Linked DNA regions of Homo sapiens: region 2 is linked to region 1. A link is a contact called in ENCODE Hi-C or POLR2A ChIA-PET data. All regions are on one chromosome and are shown on one strand. The core of a region is the stretch at or near the end of the contact, and the rest is flanking DNA. Distances in the headings are between cores, read along the strand shown.

Region 1 (7,838 bases), core at 2,189-4,688:
GCTCCCAGGGCCACTGCCTGGACTTCCCCAGCAGAGAGCTCTCCACTCACTCTTTTTTTTTTTTTTTGAGACGGAGTCTCGCTCTGTCACCAGGATGGAATGCAGTGGCATGATCTCGGCTCACTGCAACCTCTGCCTCCCAGGTTCAACCGATTCTTCTGCCTCAGCTTTCTGAGTAGCTGGGACTACAGGTGCCTACCACCACGCCCAACTAATTTTTGTATTTTTAGTAAAGATGGGGTTTTGCCATGTTGGCCAGGATGGTCTCGATCTCTTGACCTCGTGATCTGCCCACCTTGGCCTCCCAAAGTGCTGGGATTACAAGCGTGGGCCACCGTGCCCAGCCTCTCCACCCACTCTGTCTGTTACATCATCCGGTCCCGTTAGTGTACCTTAGAGCAGGTCCTTGTTCACTGCTTTATCCTGGTGCCTAGCACTCAGTAGGCACTCAATAGCTGCTAGCTGAATGAACGAGTAGCAAACATAGTGACAGAGAGCCTTCTAGAAGGTCTGGCATGCAGGGCTAAACAACTCCCAACTTCCAGGATCCACCAGGATCCATTCCCGCGTGTCCAGCTCTTCTGACTCTCGGCTCAATCCTGTCCTACAAAGAACACTCTTCACTTTGGGAGGCTGAGGAGGGCAGATCACTTGAAGTCAGGAGTTTGAGACCAGCCTGGCCAACATGGTAAAACCCTGTCTGTATTGAAAATACAAAAATTAGCCAGGAGTGATGGAACGCGCCTGCAATCCCGGCTACTCGGGAGGCTGAGGCAAGAATCGCTTGAACCCAGGAGGCGGAGCTTGCAGTAAGCTGAGATCGCACCACGGCACTCCAATCTGGGCAACAGAGGGAGACTCCGTCTCAGAAAAACAAACACTCTTAAGGAGAGATAGGAGAGGTGGAGATTTTAGGAGGGAGTGGTCATGCCACAAGGAGGGCAGACCGAGGGCTGTGGACCTGAATTCCAGCTTCCCGAATATCAGGCTGTGGCCCTCAGGCACATGATTCTCCCCTCTCAGTCCATCTCAGGAAAACCTGAGATCAGGAATGATGACTACTGGCCTTATCTGCCTTGCAGGGCAGGTTCCTAGAAGTTATGATGTCATTATAATTAGTCTGGCTGCCTAACCGGGCCAATTCCCAGTCTTTCCTCACTGTGTGAAGTTCCGGCTCCTTGCCCAAGCTGGGTACAATGTCCCGTACAACGGGGAAACCTGATACACACGATGATATCCGGTGATGCAGCTACACACCTCAGGGACAACTCTGACTTCTCAGGAGCCAAGTCACAGCCTGACATCACCCTGGGGGAGCAGGGCTACAGAGCACACACAGGTCTTGCTGAGACAAAGACAGGCAGGAATAAAAAAAAATCAGCCATAGGTGGCCCAATTTCTATAAGCCGATCCAGGGCACTACCTCTCTGAGTTACATAAAATACAACATGCCAGAAACCAACCACTTGGAAAAGAGGCACGGTGTCCAGCATCAGCATGAAATGGATTCCGGCTGAGACAACAAGCGCCCAACTTCCACTTAAGAATACGGGATAAAGCTGTCTCCGGCTAAAGCCATGGCTATTCTTGCCCCAAGCCAGGAAATACCCTGGCTTGGCATCTTGAACAGAATTTGGACTGTGCCCAAAGCATCCTCCTTATGCAGCCCTGAGTCCTGTGTGCCACTTTCGCTTCCGTTCCCAGACCATCACAACTTCTGGCTGTTTTAATTTCTAAGACTTTGCTGGATTTTGCCAAGATCGAACTCCTTGGATCGCGTCTGGCTTCTGATCCCAGAGGTCCCCTGACAGAAATCTCTTGTCAAGAAGTGAAAACCTAGCCAAGTGCAGTGGCTGACGCCTGTAATACCAGCACTTTGGGAGGCTGAGGCGGACGGATCACTTGAGGTCAGGAGTTTGAGACCAGCCTGGCAACATGGTGAAACCCTGTCTCTATTAAAAATACAAAAAAATTAGCCAGGTGTGGTAGTGCACGTCTGTAGTCCCAACTACTTGAGAGGCTGAGGCAGGAGAACTGCTTGAACCTGGGAGGCGGAGGTTGCAGTGAGCTGAGATTGTGTCACTGGACTTCAGGCTGGGCAAGAGTAAAACTCCGTCTCAAAAAAAAAAAAAAAAAAGTGAACACCTAACCGACAGCGTTCTGATCCATCCATCCCTAGTCCCACTGGAAAGGCCACACATGGGGTGTATGGCCAAGATGTGACCAACCCATCACCTACCAGCAAACCCAGGTAGGGAATCAAAACGGGGAGGAAAATTGGATCTGAAAGGGACAACAGTGTTCCTAAGACCACACAGCAGAGATCACAGAGGGACACATACTCCACACACCACTGCTCACAGGGTGATTCTAGAACTTGAGTAGTAAAAGGCCACTGGAGACCTCTACACTGACTTCCCTATTTGACGGGAAGCCAGGCAGCCTGCAGACCAGGATCCTGACCACGTCACCAGTTGGCAACAGGGAGGAACCCCCTGGAGCTCCCATCTGCCCAGAGTCCCTGCCCGGGGTTACCTTGGTGCTCTGCTTCTCCTTCATAATGATCCGGGACAGGAGGACCACCCAGATGGGCATGGTGGCCTTGACTGCAAAGAGAGGGATGGGCACTCAGGGGGCTGCCTGAATTTCAGGGCCCAACCTGTTCCACCTCCACGGCGGGATGGGAGGGCCTGGCAGCCCCTCACACCTCTTCGCCCCTTCTCTTTCGGTAGGGCTTCCTCCTGCCACGGCTGTTGTGGTCTGTCCTGCTTACCTCTCAGCTCTCTTCTCAGCTCCTCTTCTCCCTGAGAACCCCGTGCGTGTCCCTCCCCTACCAAACCCTTGGCAGCCCCTCTGCTGACTTCTCAGTCCGGCGGGACGCGCCCCGGGCGGCGCACTCCTATCCATGCGCCCAAACCCGAAGCGGCGGGCCCGGCCGCCGCCCCCGAGGCCGGGCGCGGAACCTACCGGTGTGTGCATAGGACACGGGCACCTTCCAGATGCTGACGTGCGCTGACACGGACGCGAAGTACTTGCCGAAGGCGAGCGGTAGCACGTAGCGCGGGTAGAAGCGCGGCGGCAGCAGCGGGCCGGACGACGGATGCGGACTGGGTCCGGGGCCCGAGACGGGCGGCGCGGGGGGCACGCGCCAGGCGCGCAGCAGCGGCGGGAGCCCAGCGCACAGAGCCAGGATGTGGCACAGCGACACGGTCACCGGGAACGGGAAGGCGCTCAGGATCACCTTGTTGACCACGTTGCCGCCCGCGCTCAGCGCGTACCACAGCAGGCACAGCGCCGCCACCCGCGCGCCCTCGCGCGCCCCACCACTGCTGCTCGCTGCGCCCGGGCCCCCCGCGCCGTGGCCCGCGCCCACCGCGGCCGCCGCCATCCTGCCCGAGCGGCCGCCCCTTCCAGCCCGTCCGACGGCCCGACGCCGGGCGGGGGCGGGGCTGGGCGGGGGGGCAGGCGCCCCGGTCTACGCCGTTTCCCATTGGTCGCTGCCTCCTCGCGTCATCCCTCCGCGCCGGCCGACGCGCCAGCCACCACGTCTCGAGTGCAGGCCCAGTCCACTGTAGATGCGCTTCCGGCGGAGCCGAGGCCGGAAGCGGAAGAAGGGGACACAGACCTGCGTCCAAGCTGTGCCACCTGAGACGTGGGCGGTCCCAGTGACCGGGAGCCGGAGCTCGAACGGGACGGGCGAACAGAAGCGCGGAGGGCTTCGCAGCGTCGGCGTCTGTGCGTGGGCCAAACATCAGGGCCTCGACCAGGGATACAAGGGCAACCGCTAACTAGATTCCTGATTCCTGATGGCTGGCGGCGGCTGACACCAAAGGTAAAAGGCCTTTTAGGGAAAGAAACCATTTGTGAAAAGCTCTTGGGCTAAACTCGCTCTGCAAACTGGGGGCGCACGCTCGTGGCCAAACTCTGGCAGTGGGACTATCCCGGAGCACCCGATCCCTGGAATCATGTTCTGGAAACCACCGCGACGTGCGCAGTTCTCGGGCGTGGCCCTGGTATCATCCCACTGAATCCTAGGAACGCGGTGCGGTAGGTATCACTGTCCGCATTTCACAGACCGAAGTCCAGAATGGGGAAGCGACTTGTCTTAGGCTTCCTGGCCACACTGGGGACCGTGGTCATGGTAGCGTCCTTGGACACCTGTCTCCAAGGCTCTGCAGAAGGGGGAGGTGCCGGGCCCTGACGGCTGATGTCCAAGGACCAGCCGGGATGGACCAGCCCCAGGAGGCCCCAGTGGAGGAAAACAGGACGAGGTTTTCAGTAAGATGATCTTATACTAATTCAAGGGCTATAATTTGTTCTCCACATCGTGTGCCTCCAACTTTTTCGGGGAAAGGGTGTTAAAATTCCGTTACAGTGTTTTTACTTGTCAAATTAGAAGCAGCAACCGGCTGGGTGCAGTGAGTCAAGCTTGGAATCCCAGCACTTTGGGAGGCCAAGGTGGGCGGATTGCTTGAGCTCAGGAGTTGGAGATCGTGGCATCGATAACATGGCAGAACCTCATCTTTGCAAAAAATACAAAAATTAGCCAGGCGTGGTGGCGCACGCCTGTGGTACCCACTACTAGGGAGACTGAGGTGGGTGGATCGGCTTGAGCCCAGGTCAAGGTTCCAGTGAGCTATGATGGCGCCACTGCACTGCAGCCTGGGTGACAGAGCGAGACCCAGTCTCAAAGAAAAGTAGAAAGCAGCAACCCAACTTGGCTCCCCAAATGTTGGAAGGTATCTTAGCTTATCCTTGCATTCTCAAAGGCCCTAGGCCCTTCTGGATACATGGACACAGGCATGGTAGTCCCTGCAGGCAGGGGTAGTGGGGAGCTGCAACCTATCCCAAAACTCTAGAGATGCTGATAGGAGGCCAAGCTCTGCACCCTAATATCCTCCAGCTGTACCCTCTGTGGATCAGAGTAAAGTCACATCCTTGGGACACCATGTCTCAGCAGAGCTGTTAAACATAGGCACAGTGAAATTAGGAAAGTATAACTATAGGCACCCTACAGCACAGCTGAGTGTCAGATACTTCCACTGACACACTGACATGCTTTGTGTTTTAGTTCTCACAACTCTGGGGTATTCTCACCCCCCAAATGGGGACATGTGCACAGGAGTGAAGAGATGAGCTCAGAGCCACACAGCTGGTGGGTGGTAGGCCTGGGTTCAACCTCATCCTGCCTTCAAAGCCACTTTGCCCATGGCCTTTTGTTGGGGAGGGGAGTGTGTTCTGCACCAAGCTTTTGCCAGGAATCCCTGCTAGCTCTCAAACTGGCTCTGGACTGACTGTAGTCTTACAGGCTGGAAGGAACCTTTGGTTTGCCCTGTGAGACTGCATGTCTTAAGGTGTAGCTGTTTCTTCATTTGTGAAATTAAGCAGATATGGGTAAGATGACCTATTCCAAAGTGAAAAACTGGAAAACCAAAGTCTTAGCCTACAGTTTCAGGGACGAGGGGGAACTAAAAGATGAGCACTTTATAGTCAAGGGAGAAAAATTTTTTTGGAGTCAGCACCAACCAGCTAATAAGGCAGCTGGGGGCCAGGGCCATGGGGTGGCCTTTCAGACACACACACACAGCTCTGAGCCTCTGGGCCATACCTTGTAAGAACTAGGTATTTTGTTGAGGTGGGGGTAGTCACTGAGACCTGTGCTATGGGAGCCTCCTACAGAGGGCTGCTCTCTAGGCCAGGTAAAGTCTGGGTGAGACAAGAAAACATTCCTTAATGTGGCCCTGAATGAATAAAATGTGGAGGTCCTCCCAAATGCAGCAGCAGGCTAACAGGTGGACTGCAAGGCTGTGCCCTGCCCTGTCTCCCTGCATTGCAGCTGTTGGGGTCTGGGTGTTCCTGGCTAATAATCCACAATCCAGGAAAGGGCTGATTTGGTTGTGAAGGTCCAAATGAGAAAAGATTCTCAGACTGGTTTGTGCAAATGGTTTTTTTTTTTTTTTTATTTCCACATTTATATCACAAGGTGTCCACTTACTGGACCAAATAGCAAAGTTGCTCCCTTCTGCGTCCTGAGAACACAGAAGTCTAGGTACTGTACATTCACTAAGGCTCCTTGTTTTTGCAAATCGCGTTTATGACAAATAACCATAAGGCAAACGAATCTAAAGGAATGGTTATGAGTGTTTCCAGCGTACAGACAGGTCTTCCCCCTCGCCCCACAGTACAGCATAAAACCAGTAGCACCCACAATAACTTTTGTGTTGTTTTGGGGGGACTCTAGAAAGGTGAAGTTTTCTAGATGTGTACAGGAAGGGAAAAAAGAAAAGGGAGGAAGAAAGGAAAGGTTTTTTTGTCTGGTGGTCTGATGGAAGAGGAATTGTTTAAAATAAACATGAGAAAACTTAAATTTTTGCAGCATTTCTTTAAAAACTGGGTTATAACTGAAACCAGATATAAACAGGTGGCTGCCCATGGAGTGTGGGTCACACTGGCTGGCCAGCTGGCCCGCCTGCCCAATGCCAGTGGCTCACCACAGCTGAGAAGCTTCTGGCACATGACAGACAACACTGGCCTGACAGTGGCTGGGTAGGGAGCAAACAGAGGCAGTGGCATGGCCCACTGTCTCAAGACACTCAGGGCCAAATTAAAGAACAGAAAATGCAAGAGAGATGAGATGCGTGCTTCTGTTGCTGTGTTAAAGGTGACCTCTCCCACAGGTTTTCTGTGCCTGCCTGCAACTGAGGCCCCAGCTTTCAGGTGCTGGAAAGTGTCCGCACCTCTTTGGGGGTGAGGGACTAACGCTTTTTATAGCTGGTTTGCTATAGAGTTCTGAACTCACTTTGCCGTCCTTCCTTCCACGCGGTCCTTCTTCGCAATTTTGTTAGTAAACTGGTAGCAGCATTTCACAAAAAGAGTTTTGAGGGAAGAGCGCAGAGAGACCGCGTGACTCCCGCCCCCTCCCTCCCGCCTGGGCCGGACTCCCCGAGTTCCCAGCGCAGGAGGCAGCTGGGCCCCGGCCACCTGCCCACCTGCCTGCCCGCCCACCCGGCTTCTGCAAGATGGGAATGCACTTTGTGGCTGACAGGCCGGTCAGTCCAAGCAGACATAAGGCAGAATGTTCAAGCGCCCGTCGTCGCCGTGCGGATCGAGCGATATGCACTGCGTCCAGTCATACCAGTTACCCTGTGTGTCCTGACACCCGTTCACCCCCGGCCACTGGCTGGCCTGGATTCTGTCGAGATCGTCCTGTGTGACCTCCCGGGTCAGACCAGGGAGGTCCGTGGGCGGGCTTTGAGGCACCAGCACATGCAGCTGCCTGGCCCCTTGCCGGGTGCTCTCCTCCTGCTTCAGGTACTCAGACATGAAGTGGTGAGCCCCTGGGGTCTGCGCGCCCGATGATGAGAGCAGGCTGCTCTGCCGGCTCAGGTAGGACTGGATGATCTCGTTGCGTGACAGCTCCTTCCAGTTCGTCTGTTCGAAGGGGCTCTGGAGGCTGGCCTTGGCCTCCTGCTTGTCCAGCTCTGTCCTGGACTGCTGCTCCATGTGCACAGGGCTGTCTGCCCGCACTGGCTCTTTCTGGGTCAGAGGTTTGATCTGTCTCGTCATGGGGTCAAAGGTGAGCTTCCGCTCTTTTAACCGGACAGGCTTGACGCCCGCCTCAGCCACCTGCCCGTCCAAGTTAACCGTATAGTCTCGAGGTCGGTACCTCTTCTTCTTTTTACTGTCCGAGCCCCCTGAGGAGGCAGCATCACTGTCCGCCTTGGAGGAGTCTGGGGAAAAGCCTGCCCGGGACAGGAGGGGCTCGGCTGGGGACAGCCCTGCCTTGCAGCCCGGCCCCGCCAGCCGCTGGTGGCTCTCAGGCTGCTCAAGCCAGCACA
Region 2 (7,838 bases), core at 3,127-5,626, 320 kb before region 1:
CATCTCAGTCTCACAAGTAGCTGGGATTACAGGTGAGCACCACCAAGCTCAGCTATTTTTTTTTTTTTTTTGTATTTTTAGTAGAGATGGAGTTTTGCCATGTTGCCCAGGCTGGTCTTGCACTTGGGCTCAAGTGATCCACCTGCCTCAGCCTCCACAGTGCTGGAATTACAGGTGTGAGTCACCATGCCCAGCCAATATGAGAGATTTTAAAGCACATTTTTCAATCACCATGTGTCAAAGAAGAAAATATAATGGAAGTTAGAAAATATTAGAGAATGGCCAGGTGCAGTGGCTCATGTCTATAATCCCAGCACTTTAGGAGGCTGAAGCAGGTGAATCACTTGAGCTCAGGAGTTCGAGACCAGCCTGGCCAACATGGCGAAAATCCATCTCTACTAAAAATACAAAAATTAACCAGGTGTAGTGGCACACGCCTGTAAATCCCAGCTACTCAGGAGGCTGAGGCCCAAGAATGGCTTGAACCCTGGAGGCAGAGGTTGCAGTGAGCTGAGATTGTGCCACTGCACTCCAGCCTGGGCAACGAAACGAGAGTCTGTCTCCAAATAAATAATTAGAGAATATTTTTCAATCTGGATGCAGGTGACATGGGTGTGCTCTCGAGAATCCATCAAGCATTGATGATTTGCACACTCTTTTGTGTATATGTTACACTTCAGCAAAAACATTCACAAAGGGGAAAAAGGCAAAAGATACTTAAAGCAGCCAGAGGTAAAGACACATCACCTTCAGACATGACAACCAGACAGACAGACAGCTGGCTTTTCAAAGGAACCCAGAAAACAGTTGGGTGACATTTTCAACATGCTAAAAGAAAACCACTAACCCAAATCAGAGACCCAGCAAAAGTATTTCAAGAATGAGGTTACAGTAAAAACATTTTGCAGACAAATAACGAAAGAGTTTGCCAGCAGCAGGCTAACACTAAAGAAAATTGTAAACAGTGTACTCACATCAGGCACAAGGAAAGTGATCTCAGACGGAAGGGCATGATGCAAGAAGAAATAAAAGCAAAGAAGTAGAAAATACATGAGAAAATCTAGACAAAGATTGCATAAACAGTTTCTGGAGTTTTTTTAAGTGATAGAATTATACAACAGGAAAAAAAGTCTGCAGGGAGTAAACTGAGTTAAAATGTTCCAAGTTAATGACTGTCTGGGAGGAGAATAAATAACATGGATACACTTTGGGAGGCCGAGGCGGGCGGATCACGAGGTCAGGAGATCGAGACCATCCTGGCTAACACGGTGAAACCCCGTCTCTACTAAAAATACAAAAAATTAGCCGGGCGCGGTGGCGGGCGCCTGTAGTCCCAGCTACTCCGGAGGCTGAGGCAGGAGAATGGCGTGAACCCGGGAAGCGGAGCTTGCAGTGAGCCGAGATTGCGCCACTGCAGTCCGCAGTCCGGCCTGGGCGACAGAGCGAGACTCCGTCTCAAAATAAATAAATAAATAAATAAATAACATGGATAAAATTTGTTGTTTGTTGTTGTTGTTGTTGTTGTTGTTGTTGTTGAGACGGAGTTTCGCTCTTGTTGCCCAGGCTGGAGTGCAATGGCGCGGTCTTTGCTCACTGCAACCTCTGCATCCCGGGTTCAAGCTATTCTCCTGCCTCAGCCTCCTGAGTAGCTGGGATTACACGATGCGCCACCAGGCCTGCCTAACTTTGTATTTTTGGTAGAGGCGGGGTTTCTCCATGTTGGTCAGGCTGGTCTCAAACTCCCGACCTCAGGTGATCCGCCCGCCTCGGCCTCCCAAAGTGCTGGGATTACAGGCATGAGCCACTGCGCCCAGCCAAATCTGCATTTTGATAAGTATGCATTTTACTATCTAAGGGAGCTAAAACATTTTTATTATTTTAGCACTGTAACTTTGCTTTTCTTCTTTGTTTTGTTTTTTTGAGACAGAGTCTCACTCTGTCGCCCAGGCTGGAGTGCAGTGGCGTGATCTCAGCTCACTGCAACCTCCACCTCCTGGGTTCAAGCAATTCTCCTGCCTCAGCCTCCTGAGTAGCCAGGATTACAGGTGCACGCCACCACACCCAGCTAATTTATGTAATTTTATAGAGTTGTGGTTTCACCATATTGGCCAAGCTGGTCTAGAACTCCTGGCCTCAAGTGATCCACCTGCCTCGGCCTCCCAAAGTGCGGGGAGACCAGAATTCCACCCAGAATGACCTCTCTGTTCCTAGGAGTGTGACAGCATTTGGGGGGGAAAATAGCGTAGAGTTGGAATTTTTAAAATTCAGTTTGACAAAATGACTTTTAGCTGGAGCATTAAGTCCCTTTACATTTAATGTAATAACTGATATTACATTTAAGTATAAATTTAAATCTACCGTCTTACTTTGTTTTCTATTTTTGTCCTTTCTATGTTCTCTTTTATGTCCTCTCTGGATTTATTACAGATTGTTTGTGGCTTTTAAAAAAAGTCATTGCTTGAATGATGAGAGCTTATATTTAAAAAGGCAGGGGGCTAAAATAAATAAATAATTTAAAAAATAAAAATAAAGTCATTGTTTTCCTTTGAATGTTTGAGAGTTACAATTCTAGGCTGGGCGAGGTGGCTCAAGCCTGTAATCCCAGCGCTTTGGGAGGCCAGCCCAGGTGGATCACCTGAAGTCAGCATCGTGAAACCCCATCTCTACTAAAAATACAAAAATTAGCCGGGCACAGCGGCATGTGCCTGTAATCCCAGCTACTCGGGAGGCTGAGGCAGGAGAATCACTCGAACCTGGGAGGCGGAGGTTTCAGTGAACCAAGATCTCACCATTTCACTCTAGCCTGGGCAACAAGAGCAAAACTCCATCTCAAAAAGAAAGAAATATATATGAGTAGATATTAAATGTGTACACATATATACATATATAAAGGCTAAAATAATGATCTAAGCCTCCATCTCAAGAAGTTAGAAAAAGAACAACAAAATAAATGTAAGAGCACAGAAAGAAGGAAATAATAGGGAGTAGATACAAAGAAAATGGAAAAGAAACACTCAATAAAGAAAATCAACAAAGTGAGTTTATTTAAAAAAAAATGAATGAAATTGAAAAACCGCTAGGGAAATTGATCAACATGAAAAGAAAGCACACATAGCTGTTACTGGAATTGGGTTGGGGGAGACATTACTATAGATTTAAAGACATTAAAACGATTAGAACAGGACACATGTCTAGGGTTGTGTGAGGTATTCACTTCCCAAGGGTAGAGAGCTTCTGCTCACCAAGCTGTGATCCCTGGCCTAGAGTTCCAGCCACATAGCGAGAAAGGGGTTTCTTTTTCTAATTCACAAAACACGATACAGGCTAGTGGACCCCCAAATAAAAGAATATTTAGAATAAAACCCTATCAAAAAAAAAAAACAATAGCTAGAACAGTATGAACAATGCTAGGGGCTGGGTGTAGGTGGCTCACGCCGGTAATCCCAACACTTTGGGAGGCTGAGGCAGCTGGATCACCTGAGGTCAGGAGTTTGAGACCAGCGTGGCCAACATGATGAAACCCCGTCTCTACTAAAAATACAAAAAATTAGTTGGGCATGGTGGCAGGCACGTGTAATCCCAGCTACTCGGGAGGCTAAGGCAGGAGAATCGCTTGAACCTGGGAGGCGGAGGTTGCAGTGAGCCGAGATCACGCCACTGCACTCCAGCCTGGGCAACAGAGTGACTCTGTCTCAAAAAAAAAAAACTACACTTGATCTTAGCCAAAAGGCCAAGACACGATAAAATAATAATAATAATAAATGATGCTAAGGAAAAGAGTGACTTGCTGAAGGACGTTGTCCCCATTATGTGTGCAAAGTTTAAAATTACATGAAACAAAATGATGTATTATTTATGGCCAAATAATAAAAGATAGAGCCATCATCAGCATGTCTGTGATGGCCTAAGACCATCTTTTAATAAAGATTGTAATTCAGGTCATTCCCCTCCCCTGCTCAAAATCCTCCCATGGCTCTCCAGTGCCCTCAGAGTAAAGTCCCCGCTCCCTTGTCCTCCGGGTCCAGCTGGTCCTCCTCTGGCTTCCACTCTCGCCTTTCCTCCCTCTTCACCTGCCACTCGCGCCTCTTTGCCCCAAGCTTGTTCTCACCTCAGAACCTTTGCAGTTGCCAGTGCCTTCTGTCTGGTGCACCCTTGCCTCCGCTGCCTCCTTGAAATTCATTGCTCAACTCAAGTGTCCCCTCCCCTCCAGCCACTCCAGCTTGTCGAAACATGCAGCTGTGATTTGTTCCACTTTTGCTGGCACACCCCTGGTCTGCCTAGAAGTTCCACAAGGACACCCCCGCCCCATCTGATTTGTCACTGCTGTGTCTCTAGGGTCCAGAGCAGTACTGCTCTGGGACTGGGATCTGGGGATGCAAGGCTCTGCCAGCCGTGACCACCAGGGGGCATCCACGGGTCAGAAACCACGGCTTGGAGACCCACCCGGCCAGGCCACAGAGAGAGGTGTGCGGGACAGGCCTGGGAAGAGGGAGACTCCAGCCCTCTCTGAACACAGCGACCCCAACACCACTGCTATCCTTCCTGAGGGTCCTCCCTGCAGCCTGATGGTGAAGATGAGGAAACTGAGGCTCAGAAAGGCCACAGGGGACGGGCGCGGTGGCTCATGCCTGTAATCCCAGCACTTTATCACTTGAGGTCAGGAGTTCAAGACCAGCCTGGCCAACATGGTGAAACCCTGTCTTTACTAAAAATGTCAAAAAAAAAAAAAAAAAAAAAGCTGGGCATGGTGGTGGGTGCCTGTAATCCCAGCTACTCAGGAAGCTGAGACAGGAGAATCGCTTGAACCCAGGAGGCAGAGGTTACAGTGAGCCGAGACCATGCCACTGCACTCCAGCCTGGGCAACAGAGTGAGACTCTATCTCAAAAAAAAAAAGCCACAGAAATGTCAAACACTCCTTCCCCCTCCTCACAGGACATTGACAGGGAAGCTACAGATGGAGGGTGGGTGGGGACGCTGGGGTCCCTGGCCTGGCTGGGAGGACCAAGTCAGGGCAGCCAGGCTCAGACTGACCCTGCTGTCCATGAGGAGCCTCAGCTCACACAGGCAGCCCAATCCCTGCCTGGGTTCAGCAGCTCCCATTGCACACATGGGGAAACTGAGGCTCAGAGACAGGCTGGAGCTGGACTCTGTACACCAGAACCCGGCAGGTCCTGCCACACCATTGCTGCCCAACGAATCCTCCCCAGCTGCCATCTGTGCTGGGGCTTGGGGACTCAGTGTGGACGACAGCAGGCGGGTGCCCCTCACCCACTTCCCACCAGTTCCCTATTCAATAGATGGAGAACTGAGTCTGAGCCCACCCAGCTTCATCCAGGGGCTACAAACTCAGACTACCCCCCACAAGAGGAAACGCCCAGTGGCCTGCCCCTGGAGTGGGTAGGGAAGCCCCGTGTTCAAAGCTGTGCCCCACAAACCTGGCTCCCCGTGCTGTGTGACCTTGAACAGGCTCCTTGCCCTCTCTGGGCCTGTTTCTCTGTCCACTGGGGGCCTCTTCATGCCATTTTGTTAGAAGAGTCTCTAAAAGAAGAAAAAGATCACTTGTCAACCAATTAAGAACTGCTCAGATGCTCTTTCTAAGCACTGAGGTTCTTTTACATGACACAAAGACCCTGATATGGCCAGTGCGCTGTTGTTTATTGAAATTGAGGTGAAATTCACATAACACATGGTTAACCATTTTATTTTATTTTATTTTTTATTTGAGACAGGGTCTCACTGTGTCACCCAGGCTGGAGTGCAGTGGTGCGATCACAGCTCACTGCAGCCTCGGCCTCCTGGGCTCAAGCGATCCTCCCACCTCTGAGTAGCTGGGACAACAGGCGCATGCCACCATGCCTGGCTAATTTTTGTAGTTTTGGGTAGAGACAGGGTGTCACTAGGTTGCCAGGGCTGGTCTTGAACTCTTGGGTTCAAGCGATCCTCCCGCCTCGGCCTCCCAAAGTGCTGGGCTTACAGGTGTGAGCCACCGTGCCCGGCTACAGTTAACCATTTGAAAGTGAACAATTCAGTGGCATTTAGGACATTTGCAATGTCGTGCAACCTCTGTCTGATTCCAGAACATTTCCATCACCCCAAAAGGAAACCCCGTCCCCATCAGCAATCACTCCTCATTCCTCTTCCCCAGCCCCAGGTAACACCAATCTACCTTATGTCTCTATGGATTTGCCTGTTCTAGGCATTTCATATCAATGGAATCTCACACTACGTGGCCTTTTGTGTCTGGCTTCTCTCACTCAGCATTGTGGGGATTTATTTGTTTGTTTGTTTGTTTTTTGAGACGGAGTCTCGCTCTGTCGCCCAGGCTGGAGAGCAGTGGCACGATCTCAGCTCACTGCAACCTCTGCCTCCCGGGTTCAAGCGATTCTCCTGCCTCAGCCTCCCAGGTAGCTGGGATTACAGGCTCCCGCCACCACACCCGACTAATTTTTCGTATATTTAGTAGAGAAGGGGTTTCACCACATTGGCCAGGCTGGTCTTGAACTCCTGACCTCAACTGATCCGCCCGCCTCAGCCTCCCAAACTGCTGGGATTACAGGTGTGAGCCACCATGCCCGGCCAACATCAGGTTTTTGAGGTTCACCCTTGTCACGGCATGGATCAGCGCTGCATTCCTTTTTACGGGTGCATAATATCCCACTGCATGGATAACTCACATTCTGTGTATCAGTTCATCTGCCAACAAAAATGAAGGCTGTTACCACCTTTCAGACATCATGAGCCATGTTATGAACTTTCACACACAAGTGTCTGTTTAAACACCTGCTTTCAATTATTCCCGGTATATACCCAGGAATAGACTCCCTGGATCATATGGTAATGTTAGGCTTAACTTTCTGAGGAATTTCACAATTTCACCGTGTGTGTGTGAGTATGTGTGTGTGTGTGTGTGTATGTGTGTGTGTGTGTGTGTGTGTGTGTGTGTGTTTTATAAGGCCCCTGGCCAAACTGGGAATATAGTGCCTAGAAATTTCTGGCAAGTTCTTTTCTCTGAGCGCTTTCCTCTGCATCAACCCGTCCCTCCCACCAGAGCCTGCTCGACCCTGGCTGACCATAGTCCCCTTCCAAAGCGACCCCAGCCCGCCCAGCCTCAGGGCAGTATCTGCACCTGTGTTATGTCCCCATCATCCATGCTTTGAATGCTACTGATATTTTGTATACTTAAAGTGCTACCCAGGCTGGGCGCGGTGGCTCACACCTGTAATCCCAGCTCTTTAGGAGCCGAGGCAGGCCGATCACCTGAGGTCAGGAGTTCAAGACCAGCTGGGCCAACATAGTGAAACCCTATCTCTATTAAAAATACAAAAAATTGGTCGGACATAGTGGCTCAAACCTGTAATCCCAGAACTTTGGGTGGCCAAGGCGCATGGATCACCTGAGATCAGGAGCTCGAGATCAGCTTGGCCAACATGGTGAAACCCCGTCTCTACTAAAAATACAAAAATTAGTCAGACGTGGTGGTGAGTGCCTGTAATCCCAGCTACTCAGGAGGCTGAGGCAGGAGAATTGCTCAAACCTGGGAGGCAGAGGTTGCAGTGAGCCAAGATCACGCCACTGCACTCCAGCTTGGGCGATAGAGGGAGACTCAGTCTTAAAAAAAAAAAATTAGCCAGGTGTGGGGGTGCGTGCCTGTAATCCCAGCTACTCAGGAGGCTGAGGCAAGAGAATCACTTGAACCTGGGAGGCAGAGGTTGCAGTGAGCCGAGATCAGACCACTGCACTCCAGCCTGGGTGACAGAGCGAGACTCCATCTCAAAAAAATAAAAATAATAAATAAAATAATAAATAAATATATAAATAATAAAGTGCTGCCCAAATT

The links. A loop is a pair of places that touch in the nucleus more often than their neighbours do. ChIA-PET counts read pairs that join two places held with the same protein, here RNA polymerase II (POLR2A). Pooled maps may share reads with other maps.
Region 2: a pooled map shows a loop between it and region 1 (2.8-fold over the local background). The contact joins the enhancer-like site here to the promoter of SLC35E1 in region 1. A Hi-C loop is called at or near these places in 1 of 37 single-sample maps with no recorded cell type and 4 of 50 pooled maps. POLR2A ChIA-PET finds 5 or more read pairs at or near these places in 4 of 52 experiments (CD4-positive, alpha-beta memory T cell, IMR-90, activated B cell and 1 more).

Annotation. Positions count from the first base shown.
Region 1 is chr19:16,568,977-16,576,814 of GRCh38, forward strand. It overlaps SLC35E1 (solute carrier family 35 member E1), which reads right to left and starts at 3,439. Exons shown (of 6, transcript NM_024881.5): 1 at 2,968-3,439; 2 at 2,536-2,606. The coding sequence starts at 3,388. It overlaps LOC105372295 (a long non-coding RNA gene), which reads left to right and starts at 3,574. Exons shown (of 3, transcript XR_936360.3): 1 at 3,574-3,832. MED26 (mediator complex subunit 26) reads right to left here. Exons shown (of 3, transcript NM_004831.5): 3 at 5,943-7,838. The coding sequence ends at 7,051. RefSeq lists enhancers at 564-1,064, 3,474-4,348, 3,656-3,745 and silencers at 2,806-2,935, 3,096-3,205, 3,336-3,555.
Region 2 is chr19:16,243,380-16,251,217 of GRCh38, forward strand. It overlaps AP1M1 (adaptor related protein complex 1 subunit mu 1), which reads left to right. Exons shown (of 12, transcript NM_032493.4): 12 at 1-2,527. Among named protein-coding and RNA genes, the nearest start is that of AP1M1, 49 kb to the left of the region's middle. Within about 2 kb of position 4,377, at least 2 of the 41 ENCODE cell types and tissues checked have a DNase peak (open chromatin) inside an H3K27ac peak, as active enhancers do.